2 separate regions of the Homo sapiens genome follow, and region 2 is linked to region 1. Evidence: chromatin contacts called from ENCODE Hi-C or POLR2A ChIA-PET data. All regions are on one chromosome and are shown on one strand. Each heading gives the region's core, a stretch centred on a gene start or an enhancer-like site at or near the end of the contact. The rest is flanking DNA. Distances are from core to core; before and after follow the strand shown. Region 1 overlaps ABLIM1 (actin binding LIM protein 1). Region 2 overlaps ABLIM1 (actin binding LIM protein 1).

Evidence for each region. A loop is a pair of places that touch in the nucleus more often than their neighbours do. ChIA-PET counts read pairs that join two places held with the same protein, here RNA polymerase II (POLR2A).
Region 2: a loop to region 1 is called in a map of astrocyte of the cerebellum, with 4 times the contacts of the local background. The contact joins two enhancer-like sites. A Hi-C loop is called at or near these places in 2 of 168 maps with a recorded cell type or tissue (astrocyte of the cerebellum and endothelial cell of hepatic sinusoid). POLR2A ChIA-PET finds 5 or more read pairs at or near these places in 4 of 52 experiments (CD8-positive, alpha-beta T cell, GM10248, OCI-LY7 and 1 more).

Annotation. Positions count from the first base shown.
Region 1 is chr10:114,427,895-114,433,892 of GRCh38, reverse strand. ABLIM1 (actin binding LIM protein 1) reads left to right here. Exons shown (of 23, transcript NM_002313.7): 23 at 1-2,781. Among named protein-coding and RNA genes, the nearest start is that of AFAP1L2, 26 kb to the right of the region's middle. Within about 2 kb of position 2,617, at least 2 of the 41 ENCODE cell types and tissues checked have a DNase peak (open chromatin) inside an H3K27ac peak, as active enhancers do.
Region 2 is chr10:114,468,653-114,474,650 of GRCh38, reverse strand. ABLIM1 (actin binding LIM protein 1) reads left to right here. Exons shown (of 23, transcript NM_002313.7): 9 at 695-772; 10 at 1,519-1,674. Among named protein-coding and RNA genes, the nearest start is that of AFAP1L2, 67 kb to the right of the region's middle. Within about 2 kb of position 2,215, at least 8 of the 41 ENCODE cell types and tissues checked have a DNase peak (open chromatin) inside an H3K27ac peak, as active enhancers do.

The sequences.
Region 1 (5,998 bases), core at 1,368-3,867:
CCAGACATGTGCAGATGAAATGTCAATATAAGAAAAATCAAGGTATTTGGGAAACATGGGCATAATCAGGTAGTTTTGCTAAAATTCCTCTTCCTTGGTCTACATAAAGAAGACATGGGTCTGTCATAGAATGGGGACATTAGACTGAAAACTGGGACAACCCCCTTCCTTATTTTATAGAGACTAGGAGTTAAGGGGCCTGCCTAAGATTGCAGTGATAAAGAACTGAACCCTAAATCAGCTCCCACTAATGAAACCCTGCTTTCCTTGTATCTTTTAAACTCAGTTCTGCATCCAACTTGAGAAGAAAAAAAGCTTCTTTCCATATCAAGTACCATATGAGTTCATTTAAACTGCACCTTGCAGAAATGCATTGCCAGAAAGCACCAGTAGCCTCCTATCTGCAAGCAGAGTAGTGCTCTGCTCTGGGGAGGGGTCATTGGAAACCATAATGCAGAGTGGGCCCCCTACTCCATTTCCCAGCAAAAGGCTCCAGCTGGAGGGATGGGTTGTGGGGCAACCTGGTTCCTGCTAACTGCCAGATTGAATGTGTGGGCTAGAATGCCTGCACATTTAGTTAAACTGGGCTCAGCATGCTTGTCCTCAAAATGTCCATCCTGGTCACAGCACACAAGATGGCTATTGGTCTGCTTTTACCCTACCCTGTACTATACATGAAAATTCCAGTTATTAACACACTCAAACTGGTGGAGCTTGTTCACCCTAGGAAGGGGATTGTATATATGGCAGGCTTCCCTGGTGCCGATGTAAAGGGCTACATTTGGGAACATTTGACTTCCTTGGGACTCTTAAGTGCATAATGATGGCATGAAGTAAAAGGGGCCTCAATGATGATAGGAAAATCAGTTCTTTTAAAATTTCTTCAAGAAAATCCAGGCTATCACATAGTCTTTCTGTGTGACTTATTAGGAGATAGGAAGAGCATTGGGAAACTTGCACAGCTAGCTATGCATCTACATTTTGGTTTGGGGTTAGTTATGAAATGTTCTTAATATGACGTGTTCAATAACTTCACATAAACTTCCTGTTCTCCAAAACCTCAAAGAGATAGAGTTAATGAGTTGTTGTTTTTTTTTAAATGGGGGTAGTTTTCTATCTGTCATGGGCTCTAGCATCTACTCCGCTACCCAATTCTGTCATCTCCAAGCTGAGTTTCCTCTTCTGAGGCAGAGGCTGGAGCAGTTCTTTTTCAGTTCTCATCCTCTCCATCCCAATCCAGTATATCAATCAACTCTAACTCGGAGACGTCTAGCTGGCAATGTTTCTAAAACTTTCACTGGATTTCTTTAGACATTGAAGCAAACATTTTTTTCTAAGAATTGCTTCTCAGATGATGATATCAAATGTATATGCTTTTGCAAGTTTGAAAAGTTCAAATTAACCACTTTTGACTAGGTAAGTCTTTCTAAAAACCATTTAAAGCTAACTGGGTCTTAGCATCCTCCTGTGTATGGAAGAGACAGGTGACCGCTCCAGGTTGGGTGCTCACAGAACCCTTTTCCTGACTCTCATGGAAGATGGTGGAAGGAAAATAGACTGTCTCATCAACCCTCCTGTGTCCTCTGAAGCAATCTCAGTTTTTATTAACCACCTCTTCTGTGTTTCTGGTAGCTATTTAACCTGTATTTAATCTGTACTTCCTATGCCAGCCTCAATTTTATTTGATTTTTACAATTATTCTCTTCTAACCAATGAAGTGTTTGTCAGTATGCCCCAAAGCTTGCTCTTTTGTGCTCCCTTTTGAATAACTTTCTATCCAGAAAAAGAGATTATTTGGGACTTGAGATTTGCAGTGATACCAACTTATAGCAATGATGTACTTTAAGGGAACTACCCAACTATGTTGTGATAGAAGAAAGAGAAACCTTCACTTTGGCATTTTTTTTTAATCACTGTTTATTTTTCTGTTTGCGGCCCAGGAAGCAGTGGGAGGTGGTGGCAGATATGCTTTGCATATGGATTGTTATGTTTTTATTTGGGCAAGTTTAATCATGGAAAACTCAAAAAGAAGGGGGGAAATGGTCAGTTTAAGCCAAAAGAAACTTTCTAAACAATGTATAGGTACACAGCAAAATTAAACAAATCCAACAATTTCTGAAGCTTAGTGTAATTGAGTGGTGGTTGTTATTCAATAAAATTATTCCCAAAAGTGTTTCTCCTAAGAGTGCAGTTCCCATGAGTCACTTCCTGAACCCATTGACCAAAGGTGGACAGAGACAATCCTGTAGACCTTGACATTCAGAAAGATGTGAGCTGCTTACTGATCATATATGCATACGTTTCTTTACAGCAGAGGAAACCATTGTCCACAAAACTGATGTTCTTTTGGGGTTTTATGTACAGACTTGTCCAATCATGTGTGTGGTTCCTGCGAGTTGCTGATGACTCCGCATTGAAGCTCTCTGAGTTCTTTGATTTTAAGTTGGGTTTATGGAATTTTTTCAAATGTTGGAAGGTGTGTGGTTCTTCCTGCCCTCCCTCCCCTTTTGGAAATATGAAAGCAAATGTTTAGAAGAATTCCTTTTGAAAAGCTGTGTCGTGTTCCCTGTGAAACTGAGCAGGTGTGTGTTGGCGCGCTAAGTGCCACATGCTTGTGTGTAGAGGAGGAGGTGGCCCTGCCGGCTCCGCGCTGCTGTGCCTGTGATCCCTACCTGCTCCCCGCTCCTGTTGCCAGCAGCACTCACTGCACTCCTTTGTCATATACTCTGCATCACTGTCATACTCACAACTTCGTGAATAAAGTTGTGTGCTTTATTCGTAGATGCCTCCATACCTGTGTTTCATTTCTCGTTCCCTGGCTCCCTTTGAAGGTCTATCTCATTTTAAAAAGCACCAACGCAACTTCCAATAATCAAAACAAAATCAGAATGAACCCAAGGCTGTGGGAATACATTTTTATCATGCAGGTGGAAAAATGCAGCAAATAACAGCAGGATATTCCAGGACTGTGTGTCCAATAACCCAGACCATATTGACCAAGCTGTCCAAAGGAAAGAAATGTTTAGTAGAGCCATTACACTGTGCTGTGTCATAGGTGTTTGATTTGGTTTGTGACACAGCAGGGATAGTCCCATCATTTCGACAAAGCTGGGGATTTGAGGAGGTTTGAAGCTTCTGAGCCACTATGAGTGTGGGCCACTTTTTAGTAAGAAGCTAGAATGCAGTAGGAGAAAAGCATCCTTCCAATTTTGGGCATCCCCTGCATGATCAAACTTTACATGAAGAAATTGTAGATGTTAACTTCCTTGTTATCATCACTGCCAAGATTTTAGGCTTGCCAGAAAGTACAAGGATCTATGTCCAAGATGGCCCACTCCAACGATAGCCTTCCTTCTGCTCTGTGTCTGCTGAGACTACCCAAGACCCAGTCACACTGGCATTCACATGACCCTCCCCTGGAAGCGGGATGCAGGTTGTTTTCAAGACAGTTGGCATCTTTAGTTCACCACCATGGAAAACAGGCCGGGAGACCTCAGCTCAAGGTCTGTGTTCTGCTCATCTCTGCCTCCACCCGTGGGAAAGCATCCCTGCTGTGGTCCATAATTACCATAGCTAGGGGTCATCTCCAGTCCTTATGAACTCTCTGTGGGATTTGGCTCTGGTGGCCACCTCTCCAATGGAAGTTGACCCGTGCCTCACTTCAGTTGCTAGACTTTAGTCAGCGAATCTCACACTGCCTTTGCTGGGAGTGGAAGGATCTCGCCTCACCCACTGCTCAGCTGCCTCTCCCCCAGTACCCTGCCTTCAGATCTTGCCAAACCACTGCAAGTTCCCAGGACATACCATGCTTGCTCCCTCCCAGGCAGCTTTATCAAAGGTATTTCTTCTTTACGATGCTCAACTCTTCAAGGAGGTGGTGGAGCAGAGAGGACCTGGCCCCAGGGAAAGGAAGTAATGATCAATGTTGACTCTTTAAAAACAGCTACCCATCAGCTCTTTGGAGTTACCCATGTGAATTTCCCATGGGCTCCATTTGTTCCAAATTAAAGACAAGTCCAAGTTCACACCCTCTCTATGAGCCTGTCTTAATGGGCCCAGCCCAATCTGCATGTAATTCTTTGCATGCCTCTAGTTGAACCTCAAGGTCGGTACTTAGCAAGTGTTGCCTCGAACTGCTAGCTGCGTGGGTTTCTGCTCTTCAGTTGAACTGTAGTGAGATCTCTGTGCTGAGCGCCAGGCACCCTAGCTTGGCATAACTATATTGCTCGTGAGAGCCTTTCAAAGTAGACAATTGTAGCTCCACTATACAGGTAGGAAACCAAAGCTCAGAGTCTAATCAAACATGCCCAATCACTCAGCCAGTGAGCAGCAGAGCTAGAATTCTCCAGGTCTGCCCTTTTCAGATCCCATGCTGTTATCCTCCACATCCCATTCCCTGTGACTTTCTTAGGGCAAGGACTGTGTCCCACATTCTGAATCTCCCAGGGCACACTGCACAGAATGGGTTCTTAGTGTGAGACCGGCCAGCGCCCTTCAGTGTGGCCATGAGCCCCAACACTACCACCAAGGCGCATTTATGAACAGTTTGGGGGTTACTCACTGTCTGTGTGTCTTGGAGCCCGTTTAGCCTCTCTTCAGCCTCAATTTGTTCATCTGCAGAATGGACAAGATAATAATATCCATCAAAAGACTGTTGCCAAATTATAGCACGTGAGCACTTAGGTGGTTGAATAAGGACTAGTATTATTTTAAATAATCATTTGAGAATGAATTAGTTTTCACTCTGGGCTTTTTACCCCTCCCTCTAGTCATTTTGTTTGTGTTCACAGGGCCTTCCTCATGGATTCTCCTTCTAGTCTTTATATAAATACTCCAGGATTAAAATAATCCCACGACCTCTTTTACATACTTCAACAACAGCACTCTCTCCACCCAAGCATAGTCTAAGATAGAGATCCCCTGAAGATGTGCTAATTAGTAGTAATAATAACCAGAAGTATTACTCAGCAGCCGAGTGCAGGGTATAGCATCAGGCTGCCTGGGTTCGAGTTTCAGCTCCACCAATAGCTATCTGTATAACTAACAAATTGTTTAACTTCTCTAAGCCTCAATTTCCATGTCCATAAAAGAGGAATAATAATGATACCTACCACAAAAGGTTATTATGAGAATTCCTGCAGGACAAGAGCCTGCATGATACTAAACGAGCACTTAAAATGGCTTTTATTCAGGCCCGGCGCGGTGGCTCATGCCTGTAATCCTAGCACTTTGGGAGGCTGAGGCGGGCGGATCACAAGGTCAGGAGATCGAGACCATCCTGGCTAACATGGTGAAAACCTGTCTCTACTCAAAATACAAAAAATTAGCCAGGTGTGGTGGCGGGCGCCTGTAGTCCCAGCTACTCAGGCAGGAGAATTGCGTGAACCCGGGAGGCGGAGCTTGCAGTGAGCTGAGATCACACCACTGCACCCCAGCCTGGTGACAGAGCAAGACTCCGTCTCAAAAAAAAAAAAAAAAAAAAAGGATTTTATTCATGAAGTAGCTGCCATGTAATAAGTACTGTTTGCCCAGCCCCGAACTAAACAATTTCTGTGGTTTCTTTCATATACTTCCTTAGGTTCCTTCCATTTTAGTTAAGGAAACAGACCCAGAGAGACTGTCTCTGAGTAGTGGGGCTGAGTAGGCTGAGGTGGGTGGATCATCACGAGGTCAGGAAATCGCTACCATCCTGGCTAACATGGTGAAACCCCGACTCTACTCAAAATACAAAAAATTAGCCAGGTGTGGTGATGGGCGACTGTAGTCCCAGCTACTCGGGAGGCTGAGGCAGTCCTAAACACTGCCTATGGGCAAGTGTCATGCCGAGAGGGGCACAGGTGCCCCCAAAGCACTGTGGCCACCCAGCATGGCAGACTCCTCAAACTGGAAGCGTTCAGAGGTGCCAGGTTGGGACTCAGCTGCTCCAGAGGGTTTTCCTGGGTTGGGAGGATTGTCCTAGCCTACTCCGGCGGTGCTTAGAAACACTCCCTGTGGAAGA
Region 2 (5,998 bases), core at 966-3,465, 41 kb before region 1:
CCCAGCACTTGGGGAGGTGGAGGCGGGCAGATCACGAGGTCAGGAGATCAAGACCATCCTGGCTAACACGGTGAAACCCTGTCTCTACTAAAAATACAAAAAATTAGCCGGGCATGGTGGCAGGTGCCTGTAGTTCTAGCTACTCGGGAGGCTGAGGCAGGAGAAAAGTGTGAACCTGGGAGGCGGAGCTTGCAGTGAGCCAAGATCGCACCACTGCACTCCAGCCTGGGCGACAGAGTGAGACTCCGTCTCAAAAAAAAAAAAAAGGTCTCTCTATCCATTGCCTGCCAGGTGGATTTGATTTGAAGAAGGGAGGGGAGAAGGCAGAAAACTCACAGGGAGGCCATTGCAATAATCTGGATGAATGGAGGTGGTGACTGGGGCTGGGACTACGGCAGTAGAGAGGGAGAGAAATGGGAAGCTTTGAGGTGTGCTCAAAGGTAAACCAGAAATTCTCGTAGGGGACAAGGAGCAGGAAGGGCCAGAGAAAGGCCTCCCCATGCCTTTTCAAAACTGGATCGTACAACTAGTTTGCATTTACCTTTCCTTCTAGGTTGTATTTTACCTTATTCAAAAAGGTGATAAGTGTTTCTTTTTTTCACTAGCTGAGTTTTTAGTAAAGCTTAAGGGCCCAGGACAGTCTAGATTCTGAAGCCAGGGTCCGAAGTCTTACAAGTCACTGTTTATTTTACAGCCTACCAGGACATCCTCGGAAAGTATTTATTCTAGGCCAGGCTCCAGTATTCCTGGCTCACCAGGTCATACTATCTATGTAAGTATCTACTTCTGGAAGTGACATTTCTGGGACAGGTAAATTAGTGGATTGTAATAGCAGAATGGGTAATCCAAAACAAAAACTGATTCAAAGTGATTTCTATTTTTGTTATGAGACCTGATTTTCATTTTTGTAGAACAGTCTCCTCAATCACTTTTACCTTTAGGTAATTACATTTATGTGACCATCAACAGAGTGATCAGACGACCTGTAAAATGTAGTAATATGTTGCGGGACTTAAAAAATTCTTGCACCTAAGACTCCGTCTCAAAAAAAAAAATTCTTGCACCTAAATTGCATATAGATATTTGGGGATTAAATATATATTTTATGAAGCTGATACTGAGTGTTCCTAAATTCTACCACAAAGATATTTAAATATTTAGTTTATTAATTATGCAGTTCTTGTTTTTAGCCATCTGAGAGGATTATTGGACCATCTGTTTGAGCTTTTTCCTTTACTATCATAAATTCAGGAAATTATCCTTAAGGTTTGCACATTTATCTATTTCATGAATTCTACACAGATTTTTTCCTAAGCGTTCAGTGACTTTTTTAAAAAAACATGATTAATATATGGTATAAAGGGCAACTTCTGAAGAGTATAACTGTGTTAGGCAAGATGTTTTGGTTTTTGTTTATTTTAAGGCCTTCACTTTTTAAACAACAGGAAATGCGCCAACTACAGTTTCCTAAAGCAGTCAGACTACAAGGTAATTGTTCTTTCTGGTTAACTTTGCCAGGCAAAAGTAGACAATGAGATCCTGGATTACAAGGATTTAGCAGCCATTCCGAAGGTCAAGGCAATTTATGACATTGAACGTCCAGATCTTATTACCTATGAGCCTTTCTACACTTCGGGCTATGATGACAAACAGGAGAGACAGAGCCTTGGAGAGGTAATACATTCCTACTGGTTGTGAGTTGTACAACAATTTACCTTCCCTTTTGTCACATTTGTAATAACTACCATTTGGAGTTCAGGTAAATCAGGTGGTCTTTTGTCTGCCTAGTATTTGCAGATTTCTAGACCAGGTGCTTTGAGGTATTCAGAAGCCCATCATGAGAAGTGGGAGAACAGAACAATGGCACATCAAACAACAGTGAAGACCAGCTAAACATTAGCATGCTGGGATGGAAGCTGTCGGGAGGTGGGGAGGGGGTGGGGATTGTGTGAGCTGGGCAGAGCAAATAAGGGAGTGAGGGTCTCCTGGGGGTCTTAGTCTAGTGATAAGCTTTAAGTATATTCATGGCATCATGAGGAGAGAGAACACACCCCCTAAATTTTGGTAATTACAGTTTTCAGCAACTTAAGAAAGTTAGCATGTGAAAGAAAAAATAAAGTAGAGCGCATGGGGCAACAGTCTAGCACAGGAGTGTGAGCCAGCATTCTGGAATCAAATTACCTGGTCTCAACCCAGGGATCACCACATGCCGATTGTTTGACTTTGACCATGTGACAGCCATTCTGCTGCTAGTTTCCTGGACCAGGTACAGTGCTCATACCTGTAATCCCAACATTTTGGGAGGCTGAGGGCCGGAGGATTGCTTCAGGCCAGGAGTTGAAGACCACCCTGGACAACATAGTTGAGACCTCATCTATATATATTAAAAAAATAAGAAAAATGGTCCTAGTTTCTTCATCTGTAAAACAGATAGGGTGATGATAGAATCTACCTCATAGGGTGTTAGTGAGGATTAAGCAAGCTAATCTATGTAAAGCAATTATCAGAGGCCAGACTTGGGGGAAATACTGAGCATGTGGCAATTTCTACCATTGTTGCTACCTGTCCTCTTGGGGCTCGTTAATACTCGGCCTGCAGACCCATCTGCTGCGGGACCAGAGCCTCTCAGCCCCTTGGGGTCCTCCCCTCCCCGGTCCCATCTCAGGGTTGAAGGTTCTCTGTGGTCGCTTCCTACCCAAGTCCGTTTCCCCTGGCCAATCGGCTCACTCTCATTTTTTTCTCTTTTATTTTTTGAATTAGAATCATCTGTAGACTGATTTTAGTCCACAAAGATGTTAACAAATAGCTGACAAATCAGCTATTCAACAAAGGTTAAAACAGAATATAAACAATCTAGCATCTCACAGTGCTTTGAGGTCTTGGAGAAGAAAAGGCATGAAAATGTGATTCTGTTTAATTGTTCTCAATTCCAGATGTATAATATTATTTGATAATTATATTTATGTTTATTTTTTATTTTATATATATTGTTCCTTTTATTTATTTACTTTCTAATCTGGGTTTTATTCCAGAGCATAGCTCTGCGTGGAAAAGGTCCCTGTGGCAGGAAGTGATATCCATTTTCATGTAGTGCCACCTAGTGGTCACTTAGCTGTAGCTGCACTTGCGGCCGCTCTCAAGCGCAGGTGCATTGGCCCGGGTTGTCAGTTGCCATTGAACCCCACAGAGTTTCGTAGGGCATAAGAGGCGAGGGGAAGTTCCTGAACAAAGTGCATAGAGATTGGCCTTGGACCCTGTGGATGAGAATTTACTAATGTTTAACCCATACAAGCAAGGGGATGTGAGTTTTTTTAATGGTGTTAAGGATTTGGGGTTCATGGTGTGCAGTGTACGTGTCTGTGTGCGTTTCCCAGCAGCTCCATCAAGGCAGTAAAACATTAAGCACTCAAGAGTTTGGGCTTTGAGGTGAAAATCTCTGCATTTAAAACCAGACTCTGCCAGACATGGTGACTCATGTCCGTAATACCAGCACTTTAGGAGGCCAAGGCCAAGGTGGGTGGATTGCTTGAGACCAAGAGTTTGAGACCAGCCTGGACAACATACCAAAATTCCATCTCTACAGAAAAAAAATACAAAAATTAGCCAGGAATGATGGCACACGCCTGTAGTCCCAGCAACTTGGGAGGCTGAGATGGGAGGATCACTTGAGCCCAGGAGGTTGAGGCTGCATTGAGCCATGATCATGCCATTGTACTCCGGCCTGGGTGATAGAGTGACACCCTGTCTCAAAAACAAAACAAAGCAAACAAAACAAAAACCACCACCACAAAAAAAGAAAAAAAGAAAAACCAGACCGATGCTGACTAACCACATAACTTTGGGGAAATTATATACCTCAATCTCCTTATCTGCAAACTCAAGATAGAGAACAAGAATACCTATGCTAGAAGTTTTCTGTAAAGAGTAAGTGAGCTATTTACATTAGAACAGTACTGGGCACATAATAAGTGCTTAAGAAAAATGCTGGCTACTCTCGTAATCAGCATACTTACTGTCATAACCTGGAATTATGTCCCATGGTTTTCTCTATGCATAGAGGGTGCCCCTGGGATCAGAAATCAGATATATTAGTGAACTCTTTCCCAATACTTGCATCTTGCAACTGAGAGAAATTTACAAGCTGTTCTATTATTTATTCCATTAAAGTTTAACACACTTCTTTTATAGACCTCATATACATATTGCCTTTTTTTTTTTTTTTTTTTTTTGAGGTGGAGTCTCACTCTGTCACCCAGCTGGAGTGTAGTGGTGCAATCTTGGCTCACTGCAACCTCTGCCTCCCAGGTTCAAGCAGTTCTGCTGCCTCAGCTTCCCAAGTAGCTGAGACTACGGGCATGTGCCACCATGCTGGGCTAATTTTTGTATTTTCAGTAGAGTTGGGGTTTCTCCATGTTGGCCAGGCTGGTCGTGAACTCCTGACCTCAAGTGATCCACCCGCCTTGGCCTCACAAGGTGCTGGGATTACAGGTGTGAGCCACCGCACCTGGCCTTTATACATATTGCCATTTAAGAAACACTGCAAGAGTCAGATTAGTTCTGTGCAGCCATTGGTGCCTCCAGGGCCTTGCTGTCAGTGCAGGTGCAGACCTGGGCCCTGACCTTGAGACCAGCCTTCACCCAGCTGAGACCCCCTAGAGACAGGCTGTAGCTGCAGAGGAGACCCTGGAGCTTGTGAAGGCTTAGAATACAGACAGTCCGCCCACTTACTATAGAATGTGGGGAAAAGGGCAAATTCTAAAACTGAGAAGTCCACCCCTGGCTGTGTTCTCCATAGCTCTGTTTGAATTTCATTTCTATTTGAAAGCTTTTTGCATTTTAATTGTAAACATTTTATTCATCTGGAAAATACTTGAGCAACTACTGTGTCCCAGGAGCTGCTGTCATCACTGGGAATATGTAGTTGTAAACAAACAGTCCTTGCCCTCATGGAGCTTGTGGCATCACGTGGGAGACAGACAGTAAAGAAACAGATATGTAATATAATTTTACAGAGTGGTAGGGCTCTGAGGAGAAATGAAGCAGAGTAAAGAGAAAGCGTACCAGGGGCTGGGTTGCTCCTCTGGACAGAATGGTCACGGAGATGCTGTGTGACAGTGGGTTTGAGCAGAGACATCAGCGCTGACAGGGAATGAGCCCTGCAGGTGTCTGGGTGAAAAGCACTGGCAGCAGAAGAGACAGCAAGTGCAAAGGCCCTGAGGTGACAGAAAGCTTGGCCTGTTGATGGCCCCAAGGAAGCCTGTGTGCCTAGGAGGATGGAAGCCAGAGGTGAATGATAGTGAGATTGGCGAGGTGAATGATAGTGAGATTGGCGATGCAGCCAAGGCAGGATGCCCCATGCCTGGTCACCAAAGTCCTATTTTAGTTATCAAACTATTTTATGGTGATTGCTGTGGTTGTAATTTAGTCAACAACCATGTGAACAAGATCCTATGTTTCAGTAGATGCTGTAACTCATCATAGTAAAATGAGCGTAGTTTGAATATATAAGGGAAATGGTTCCAACTTGTCTAGCTTAATCACCTAAGTATGTATCACAATCATATCTAGTCATGGTTCTTTTTTTTTTTTTTTTTTTTTTGAGACAGAGTCTCGCTCTGTCTCCCAGGCTGGAGTGCAGTGGCGTGATCTCGGCTCACTGCAAGCTTCGCCTTCCGGGTTCACGCCATTCTCCTGCCTCAGCCTCCCAAGTAGCTGGGACTACAGGCGCCCGCCACCGCGCCTGGCTAATTTTTTGTAGTTTTTAGTAGAGACGGGGTTTCACCATGTTAGCCAGGATGGTCTCGATCTCCTGACCTTGTGGTCCGCCAGCCTCAGCCTCCCAAAGTGCTGGGATTACAGACGTGAGCCACCGCACCCGGCCTATTCATGGTTCTTAGGCAGAGATGTGCACCAGAATCTCCCCGGAACTTTGTCAGAGTCTACCTGTCTGAGCCCCATGGCAGATGCATTTGTACCTGATCAGAAGACAGGGAGATGT